2 separate regions of the Homo sapiens genome follow, and region 1 is linked to region 2. A link is a contact called in ENCODE Hi-C or POLR2A ChIA-PET data. All regions are on one chromosome and are shown on one strand. The core of a region is the stretch at or near the end of the contact, and the rest is flanking DNA. Distances in the headings are between cores, read along the strand shown.

The links. Hi-C counts contacts between places; a loop is a spot of excess contacts on that map. ChIA-PET counts read pairs that join two places held with the same protein, here RNA polymerase II (POLR2A). Pooled maps may share reads with other maps.
Region 1: a pooled map shows a loop between it and region 2 (2.0-fold over the local background). The contact joins the promoter of C12orf76 here to the enhancer-like site in region 2. A Hi-C loop is called at or near these places in 1 of 37 single-sample maps with no recorded cell type and 2 of 50 pooled maps. POLR2A ChIA-PET finds 5 or more read pairs at or near these places in 3 of 52 experiments (GM12878, HEK293 and activated CD8-positive, alpha-beta memory T cell).

The regions. Positions count from the first base shown.
Region 1 is chr12:110,044,772-110,050,041 of GRCh38, reverse strand. C12orf76 (chromosome 12 open reading frame 76) reads left to right here and starts at 1,520. Exons shown (of 2, transcript NM_001389625.1): 1 at 1,520-1,679. The coding sequence starts at 1,547. RefSeq lists an enhancer at 572-831 and a silencer at 1,752-1,811.
Region 2 is chr12:110,162,508-110,167,717 of GRCh38, reverse strand. It overlaps IFT81 (intraflagellar transport 81), which reads right to left. Exons shown (of 19, transcript NM_014055.4): 11 at 4,653-4,799. Among named protein-coding and RNA genes, the nearest start is that of IFT81, 41 kb to the right of the region's middle. Within about 2 kb of position 1,902, at least 2 of the 41 ENCODE cell types and tissues checked have a DNase peak (open chromatin) inside an H3K27ac peak, as active enhancers do; they include GM12878, where a contact is called at or near this core.

The sequences.
Region 1 (5,270 bases), core at 271-2,770, 120 kb after region 2:
AGCATCGGCAAGCTACTGCCTTAAAATCCGAGCTCCCCGAATGCACAATTTCTGTCCCTTTTAAGGGCTCCTCACAGCACTAAAGATTTCACATGAAAGGGTCGTGATTGATTTGAGCAAGTAGGTGGTACGTGACAGGGGCTGCATGCACCAGTGGTAAGAGAGAAACAGAACAGGGCAGGGAGTTTCACAACGTTCTTCTATACAATGTCTGGAATCTATGAATAACATCGGTTTCTAAGTTATGAGTTGATTTTTAGCTACTGGGTGTGAGGCCTCTGAGCCCAAGCCAAGCCATCGCATCCCCTGTGACTTGCACGTATACATCCAGATGGCCTGAAGTAACTGAAGATCCACAAAAGAAGTAAAAATAGCCTTAACTGATGACATTCCACCATTGTGATTTGTTTCTGCCCCACCCTAACTGATCAATGTACTTTGTAATCTCCCCCACCCTTAAGGTACTTTGTAATCTCCCCCAACCTTAAGAAGGTTCTTTGTAATTCTCCCTACCCTTGAGAATGTACTTCGTGAGATCCACCCCTGCCCGCAAAACATTGCTCTTAACTTCACCGCCTATCCCAAAACCTGTAAGAACTAATGATAATCCACCACCCTTTGCTTACTCTCTTTTCGGACTCAGCCCGCCTGCACCCAGGTGAAATAAACAGCCATGTTGCTCACACAAAGCCTGTTTGGTGGTCTCTTCACACACGTTTGGTGGTCTCTTCACACACATGAAACTGGGTTTAGGCCAGGCAGGCCCAGGCCTGGTTTCGGGCCTGGCGCCGGGCTGCCCGTCTTTGGTTTCACTTCCTTGTTGTTTCTTCTTAAAACAGGTACTGAGTATAAAACAATATAAAACAAAATGAGAGGGTCTCTCTCTCCCCCAGTCTCTGGGACAGAGCAGAGAGCAAGAACAAAATCGCTGTGCTCGTGGACTTTACATGCTAGGGCGGAGCAGGTCCTCAGAAAATCATCAAATGTACGTTAAATGTATAAGGTAAATGGTGATGAGTCTAAAGTGAATGGGGGGAATGGAAGAGAACGAAGGTAGGGAGAATGTACATTAAGGGAAAGGGAGGGTTGCAATTTTAGAAAAGGATGTCTGGGCAAGGGCTCCCTGAGAAGATGGCATTTGTACTATAGAAACACAGTATCTATTTTCCAGGCCCGTAATGAAGGTTTAATAAGAAAATGCATGGATTCGTAAAAAATCTTCAATAGGCCCCAAATGGACCTACAAGACCTCGACCCCAATGGATGAGGGAACGCTAACCACAGCAGAACGGTAATCGCGGCGAACGTTGGCACAGACGGAAAGTTGATCTGAACGGAAAGTTGGTCCGGGGGAAACATTAGTTATTGAGGAACGTTAATCCGGAACAAATCTTAGGCAGAAGCGGAACTTAGACCAGGACGCACAGTTACCATGGCAATGACGCGCGCCCTAAGGGCGGTGGCAGCGACGCAGAGAGACCTGGGAGGAGACAGAGGCAGGGCTTGCGACGGAAGTGGCCTCTCTGCTTCTGCAGGGCTGGGGAAGATGCTGCGTCCAGCGTTACCGTGGCTGTACCTTGGCCTCTGCAGCCTCCTGGTGGGGGAGGCAGAGGCCCCGAGCCCCGTGGATCCGCTGGAGCGGAGCCGGCCGTACGCGGTGCTGCGAGGGCAGAACCTGGGTGAGCGGCCCTCGGGCTGGCGGGCGGCGGGTAGTGCCTGAGCTTTCACTGCTCCGGGTGCTGGAGCCGGGCATGTACGGAGCGGACAGGGGATAGAGTGGGGAGATGGGTGAGTGCGGGGGGTGCAGGTGAGGCCCCTCAGGGGGCCCCGAGACTCCCTCTCCAAAAGCCTGGGGCAGAAGGCCTGAACTTTGCCTCTCAGCAAGTGCTCAATATGTGCCAGAACCTTCGCCTCCCAGGTTCAAGCAATTCTCCTGCCTCAGCCTGCCGAGTAGCTGGGATTACAGGCGCACACCACCACACTTGGCTAATTTTTGTATTTTTAGTAGAGATGGGGTTTCACTATGTTGGCCAGGCTGGTCTCAAGCCTGGCATGGTGTCCAGTAAGCTCTCAATATGTACTGCTTGCCCATGAATGAACTGCAATCGGGAGACCTGGGTCTCATTCTGGGTCCTCTCCTCTCTGGCAGTGTGGGCTCAGGCTAGGCAACAAGGCACATCATTTACCCCACCCCTCTTCTTTCCCAGAGGAGCCAGTATTTATTGCAAAAATGATAACAGTTTTTGAGCATTTCCTACATCCCATGTCTTGTGCTACGCACTTTGTATACGCGAATTCATTTGAGCCTTACAATAACTTAATGAGAAACGTACGGTTTGCAGCCCTTTTTTTTTCTTTTACAATAGTGTCTCCTCTGTCACCCAGGCTGGAGTGCTGTGGCACGATCTTGGCTCACTGCAGCCTCGGCCTCCTGGGTTTAAGTGATCCTGCCACCTCAGCATCCCGGGCGAGTAGCTGGGACTACAGGCGTGCACCACCACACCTGGCTCATTTTGTTGTTGTTGTTGTTTACTTTTTGTAGAGGTGGGGGTCTCGAACTCTTGGGCTCAAGCAATCCTCCTGCCTCGGCCTCCCAAAGTGTTGGGATTACAAGTGTGAGCCACCGCACCTGATGTTGCAGCTCTATTTTTCAGATAAGGAAAATGAAACTCAGAGAAGTGAAGTTATTTGCCCAAAGTTACATAGCTAGGAAATGATGAGGCCAATACTAGAACCTGTTTGGGGGCTTGAAACATAAGTTGTGGGAGGATATCTTCAACACACACACACGCTGCGTAAATATGTGTGTGTGCATGGCTTTGGCTTTGGAAGGAGTTCTGGAACTTAAAGCTTGGCAAACTTCACAATAAATCTGCCCCTCGCCAAAGTCTTCCCTTCCCACTGTATCTCCTTGGTACATCTGTATATCTACAAAGTGGCTATTAGTATCATTTTGGATTATCTTGACTCTACATGAACTCAGTGTTTGCCATGTGTTGACGACTTACTGTGTACCTAGCACTCTACTAAATAGTTTCCACACATTATCCCACTCGATCCTTCAGAACAGGGTTTCTCAACCTGGATATTACGACATGTTGGATAAATGATTTCAGGGGGCGAGGGGCAGTGGGGGGGCTATGATAAACACTGTAAGAAGTTTGGTGGCATCCCCAGCCTTTAGATACCAGTAGCACCCCCTACTCCTAATCAAGATAGTCAAAATCTCTCCAGACATTGCCAAATGTCCACGGTACGCCAAATCCCCATTGGATACCCACTGCTGTGGAACAGTACTACTCAAAGGGTAGTCTGCAGACCAGTGTGAGTCTGCAAACTATGTTATCTGCAAAGAGATGACTACAGAAATTGAGAGTGTTTAGAAACTTAACAGTTTGACATTGTTGCAACATCCAAGCACTTAGAGACCAGTTCTAGGTGTCTCTGAACTGGAATGCTTTGCAGATGAAGGGAACTGGTTATTAGTCATGCACAGTAGGGCTATGTAGTGGTCTGGGACAGACTAGAAATTATAAAAACTACTCCTTTGCCATAGATAGTTTGAGAAATGCTGTCCTAGACAGTTCCGTACAGTTGGTATTTATTTATTTTTTTGAGATGGAGTTTTGCTCTTGTTGCCAAGGCTGGAGTGCAGTGGTGCGGTCTCAGCTCACTGCAGCCTCCGCCTCCTGGGTTCGAGCAATTATCCTGCCTCAGCCTCTTGAGTAGCTGGGACCACAGGCGTGTGCCACCACGCCCAGGTAATTTTTGTATTTTTAGTAGAGATGGGGTTTCACCATGTTGGCCAGGATGGTCTCGATCTCTTGACCTCATGAACTGCCCACTGTGGCCTCCCAAAGTGCTGGGATTACAGGTGTGAGCCACCACGCCCGCCCTAAAACATTCTTTTAAGGTTCTGCCTGGGCCTGCAATTCAGGCAACTGTCACTGCATGCAAAGTGTAGGGAGAAGTGAAAAGATGACGACTGGGAGAATTGATCAGGCCCCAAATGCATGGCCATTGTGTACCTAACAACTCATGGTTTTAAGCTCCTTTTTAAACTTTATTTTTATTATTATTTTTTATATGGAGTCTCACTCTGTTGCCCAATCTGGAGTGCAATGGCATGATCTTGGTTCACTGCAACCTCCACCGCCCAGGTTCAAGTGATTCTCTTGCCTAAGCCTCCCAAGTAGCTGGGATTACAGGCACCCACCACCGTGCCCGGCTAATGTTTGTAATTTTAGTACAGAGGGGGTTTCTCCATGTTGGCCAGGCTTGTCTCGAAGTCTTGATCTCAAGTGATCTGCCCATCTCGGCCTCCCAAAGTGCTGGCATTACAGGTGTGAGCCGCTGCGCCTGGCCTTTTTTATTTTTTAAAGGTAGATTTCCATTCCCCAATTCCAATCTTCTGCATTCCTGCTTTGGGAGTTTTAAGTTTTTTATTTTTTATTTTTTTGAGATGGAGTCTCGCTCTGTTGCCAGGCCAGTGCAGTGGCGCGATCTTGGCTCACTGCAACCCCCGACTCCCTGGTTCAGGTGATTCTCCTGCCTCAGCCTCCCGAGTAGCTGGGATTACAGGTGCCCGCCACCATGCCCAGCTAATTTTTGTATATTTAGTAGAGACGGGGTTTCACCACGTTAGCCAGAGTGGTCTCGATCTCCTGATCTTGTGATCCGCCCGCCTTGGCCTCTCACTGGGATTACAGGCTTGAGCCGCTGCGCACAGCCGAGAGTTTTAAATTTTTTTTGGAGTTCTTCCAAAATGCGAGATGCAAGAAAATGTTCTTAAATGGAATAAGACAACTTTAAGTCCAATTGTAGTCCAAACCATAGAAACTCAGAATTCAGGACTTTTGAAAATTAGGGCAGGTATTCAGTTAACAAGGGCTATTTTAAGACATGACATTTAGTTCACGTAGGTTGGAGATTTTGTTTGACAAAGATCTTAAAATTACTTCTGGCCTTTGGAGTTATGACATGCTGTCTTTGTCACCTTCTCCTTCCTTCTTCCCCCTCACTCACCAAAAAAAGATGAATTTTCTTTTCTTTTCTTTTTTTTTATTTTGAGACGGAGTTTCGCTCTTGTTGCCCAGGCTGGAGTGCAGTGGCGTGATCTTGGCTCACCGCAACCTCCGCCTCCCGGGTTCAAGAAATTCTCCTGCCTCAGCCTCCCAAGTAGCTGGGATTACAGGCATGCACCATCACGCCCAGCTAATTTTGTATTTTCAATAGAGACAGGGTTTCTCCATGTTGGTCAGGCTGGTCTC
Region 2 (5,210 bases), core at 653-3,152:
AAGTATTGATAATAATAAACAAATCAGGATAAAGGGCAAATCTCCATGGCATTTTTTGTGTGTACATTTCCTCAGAGATGACAGCAATCAAAATATTTTGAGACTATCAATTCAACCAGATTTATATTAAGATATACTTAAAATTCAATATAAAAACCTTTGAGATATAAAAACAGTAAAATATTCATTACTATTTATTTTCAGTTATGTTAGCAGGGTGTAATCTCTAAACTAAATGTAGTCATTTAATAGAGTGTAGTTTCTATCATCTTTCAAATACTGGTATGAAGGGAAAGAAATCAAGATTGACTGGATGGGTAGGAAAATGTATCTTTTATCACTGAGAAGATCATTTCAACTGTTCAAGCAATTCCTACTTATGTCAGAACTCTGGCAGATAAGAGAAAAATACATGCCTGTGCTTATTCCTGTGTACTGCCTTACTTTATGAAAATAAAATGTTAAAATGATAAAGTACAATGGGGGGGAAGTACTTCCAGAAACTTCGTCTTTTACTAATAAGGAAAACCAATGAAATACCAATAAAAAGGCCTAGTAAAGAAAAAAATATCTGTAGCATCTGCAATCAGAAGAGCTAAAACTCTTAGACAGTATGTAACATCTGGAACATTAACTTTAATGGCAGTAGGAAGCATCAAAATGTATACTTCACCACCAAACTAAAAACTGCTAATGGACCTCTAAAAAGAAAATGACTAAAGAATATAAATCACTGTATATGTCTAGAACTTGTTACATTTACGCAAATTAACATTATGTTCCTAAATTTTTCCAAGATAAGATCAATCAAATAACTACATATCGACAATCAAGGAATAAAGTTTTACATCCAAACAAATGGCTGTCATATAATTTCTGGCAAATATACACTTCCCAATTAATGATTGTTCACAGTGTAGTCCTCTTTAGAGTCAAATATGATTCCTAAAATTTACCCATTCTAATAGTGCCATCTCCAAGGCACTATAGGAATGGGTAAATTTTAGGAATCATATTTGATGGCAATAAAATATTGCCATTAGGATGGCAATAGTCTCTTACATGCTAACTGTGTAACTTTGGGAAAATTATTTCAATTTCTCTGTTTCTTAAGTTACAAAATGGAGGTAATATTTACTTCAGAGGCTTTCTGAGAGGATGAATTAGGGTATATTGTGAGATAACATAAAATTTACCACTTTTACCATTTTTAAGTATACAGTTCTGTGGCTTTAAGTACATTCATGTTGCTGTTGTATAACCATTACTAAAGCTATATTTTTTAAGTGCTCAAGACTGAGCATGCAGTAACTGCTCAGAGAATGGCAGCTAGAATTATTCTCATTAATGCTATCTTATTCCATTTTAAATTTGTGTAAATTATTTATTCCTAAACAGAAACTATTTCATATTTATTTCCACTAAATTGCTCCCAGTCTGGGAAATACTAGTTTCAACTTTTAAGCTGTGAACTATATTTCTAGCTTTCAAATTCTTCATCCAAGTGATTGACAAAAATATACAAATACTAAGAACTAACACACAGCATTTACTATGTGCCTAGTGCTGTTCTAAGCATGTTCAATTAATCCTCAAAATAATTCTAGGAGTTACATACTACAAACATTCACATTTTACAGCTGAGTATAAAGAGGGTAAGGAACTCGTCCAAGGTCATCCAGCTGGTAAACGGCAAAACCAGGATTTGCACTCAAACAACCAAGTTCTAGAGCCACTCTTAACCACTCCACCATGCTGCCTCTGACACACATAGTTAACATACCACCCATGCAAATGATTACTTTCAGATGCCAGGTGTTATATGTTGACTGAGCCTTTGAGTTTCTCAGAAGCTTTAGCACCTATTATTTCATGTGCCTTTCCTAGAGATAATAAAGAGCAATCAGCCCCATTTTACAGATAGAGAAGCCTCAGGGAGGTCGAGTAATTTCTTCAAGGTCAACAGATCTTAGAGAGGTCCTGGGTCTTAGCTTGGCCACTTACTAGCTGTGTGAAACTGCAATCTCCTCGAGCATCACTCAACTGTGACAGGGAAATGGTAACAACACCTTTTACAAGAAGTAAAAAAGTATCTATTTGCAAAGTACCTGGAACAGAGCTTTGTATAAAAAGTGCTCAATAAATGTGAGTCCCCCTTTCCTCATTTTGCATGTGATTCCTGGCATAGTGTTCTTTCCAAACACCATGCCACTAATTATCAATACCTTCTCACCAACTGTTTAACAGATGGGGGGCAAAGGACATGATTTTTTGGAGATTACTATGTGATATCAAACCAGAAACCTCAGTGAACCATGTGATACTAAATCAGGCACCTCAGTGAATTATACCTCCAGCTGTATTATATAATTTTAAATATAAGAAACTTCTTCTCTTTTGTCCATATGGCCTATCACTTTATCATAGTAGAAAATAAAACTGGTATACCAAGATTTGTTCTTTATAAAATTATGCTTAATGTTCCCCGATACCTTCTGTTCTTTTAGGTAACTGCCAAATACCTTACTTGATTTGTTCTTTTCCGACCAGACATTGTTCAAAAATTAAGTTATCATTTCCAAATGATGACATCTTTTTCCCCTTAAAAAAAAAGACTGCTTTTTTTTTTCCCTGTCATTGGATCCGTCTCCTATTCACCATGATTTCTCAAAAATAAAGGCTAATAACCTGGCACTAGGTTTTTTCCCTCACATTTGCATAGAGGGAACATCTAACACTGAATTGTAAGTACTATTTATGCCAAATACGGCCATAACAATTAGTATTTCCTGTGATTTAGGCAGCATTTTCTTAAGAAAAGATAAAAATGCTAGGAGGTGGCATAGTCTCTTGTAAAGCGAAACTGCTGCATAATTGATCTTTTATTTTTTTCTCTAGACAGCAAAGATGTCATGAAGCATACACTGTTGACTTCCAGATATCATTTAAAACACTCCCATGTCTTAAACCAATTTGGAAGTGGATGTTAAAAGCCAAGGGAATTTTTCAATCACATGTTGACTTCCTGAATCTACTACTTCCCCAGCAAGCTAAAAGGCACATTGGGAGGGTACAACCTGAAGTACCACAGAGAAAAGTGGTACTATGGGAGCAATTCATTTGTTTGGCACAGTGAAGGTTCACTGCCAATTTGTAACAGTATGGATTCAATAACTTTTCAAAGCCAAAAATGAGGTTTGGACAAGAGTAGCTTTCCACGATAGCTTTTGCTGAGATCTAGTAGCTGTTACAAAATTTAAAAGCCTGTAAAAATTGGTAAAGTCCAAGCAATGTTTACAAATTAAAATATGACCTATTGCTTTATTTTGCTAAAAAAGCACTAAACTAAGATATTTGACTTCATTTATTCATTCATTCCTGGGCTAATTTTATGAAAAGAGGATGGAAAATTATATTTTTGGTGCTTGAGTTTAGCCATCTATAAAAAATATTATTTGTCCCACTAATCTTATGAGTCTGACAGAAGGATAAATGAAACAAAAGCTGTTAAAGCATTGTTCAAAATTTAAAGTATATTGCAATGTGAGACACAATTATATTTTTTTAAAGTTGTAAGCTTCTATGATGAGGTCATTTTAATCATGTCAGTCCCACCAGACAAGTATACATTACTGACAAAATAACTTAATGATATTTTCTTAGCCCTTTATGGAAATGCATTTACCAACAAATATAGATTTTTGTATTATCTGTTTGCTACTAACGTTTTTCACTTTTATAATTTAATATTTATAAATAATTAAATCCAATATAAATTCACTTAATTAAGAAGTGAAAATTTGGGGCCGGGTGCAGTGGCTCACACCTGTAATCCCAGCACTCTGGGAGGCCGAGGCGGGCAGATCATGAGGTGAGGAGTTTGAGACCAGCCTGACCAACCTGGTGAAACCCCGTCTCTACTAAAAATACAAAAATTAGCCAGGCCTGGTGACGTCCACCTGTAATCCCAGCTACTCAGGAGGCTGAGGTAGGAGAATCACTTGAACCCAGAAGGCAGAGGTTGCAGGGAGCCAAGATCGCGCCACTGCACTCCAGCCTGGGCGACAGAGCGAGACTCCGTCTCAAAAAAAAAAAAAAAAAAAGTGAAAATTTGGAACATAATATCTCGTAAAATCATTAACATATCTGCCATTTTACATCAAGAAATTCTCAGTATGGCCAGGCGTGGTGGCTCACGCCTGTAATCCCAGCACTTTGGGAGGCCAAGGCAGGCAGATCACCCAAGGTCGGGAGTTCAAGAGCAGCCTGGCCAACATGGTAAAACTCTGTCTCTACTAAAAATACAAAAATTAGCTGGGCATGTTGGCAGGCACCTATAATCCCAGCTATGTGGGAGGCTGAGACAGAAAAATCACTTGAACCTGGTAGGCGGAGGTTGCAGTGAGCAGAGATCCCGCCATTGCACCCCAGCCTGGGTGACAAGAGTGAAATTCCATCTCAAAAAGAAAAAAAAAGAAAAAGAAAAAAATAATCTCAGTATTATTGCAAAAAGACTCTTCAGTTTTAAATATGTTTTATAAAATAAGATTAACGTCCCAATATTAACATTCACACTAAGAAAGTCAAACACACTAATAGTTTCACATAAAAACAATACTCATACCCTTGTCCCATGAGATGGCTCAGCTTACCTCATCTCCCTTTAAAACTTCAGTACCATCAAATTCACGGGTCTGATTTCTCTTTACTGATGCTTCTCTCTCTAGGCTGGCTAACTTCTCCTTGGCCTCCTGAAGTTCCTCAGCTTTGGCTTCTTTTTTACGGGAAATGATAGATGCCTGATTGAGCATTAAATATGAAGGTATAATAAGATATACAATCAACTTTCTATTATCTTGTGAAATTATCTATTTTTTAGATTTTACCAAGTTATATTTTCAATATCAGCTTGGCCTCTCTTAACCAATACTCCTTGCCCTACTACTCATCATCACCAATTATATTGAATATGAACATACAATGTATATTAAATACCAACCTACAAACACTTTGGAAGACAAAGCTCTGAAAATGTAAGACATATCAGCAGAGAAACAAAAATGTGCTAATAAGAAAAATATTAGGCCAGGCATGGTGGCTCAAACCTGTAATCTCAGCACTTTGGGAGGCCGAGGCAGGAGGATCATGAGGTCAGGAGTTCGAAAAGAGCCTGACCAACATGGTGAAAACCCATCTCTACTAGAAATACA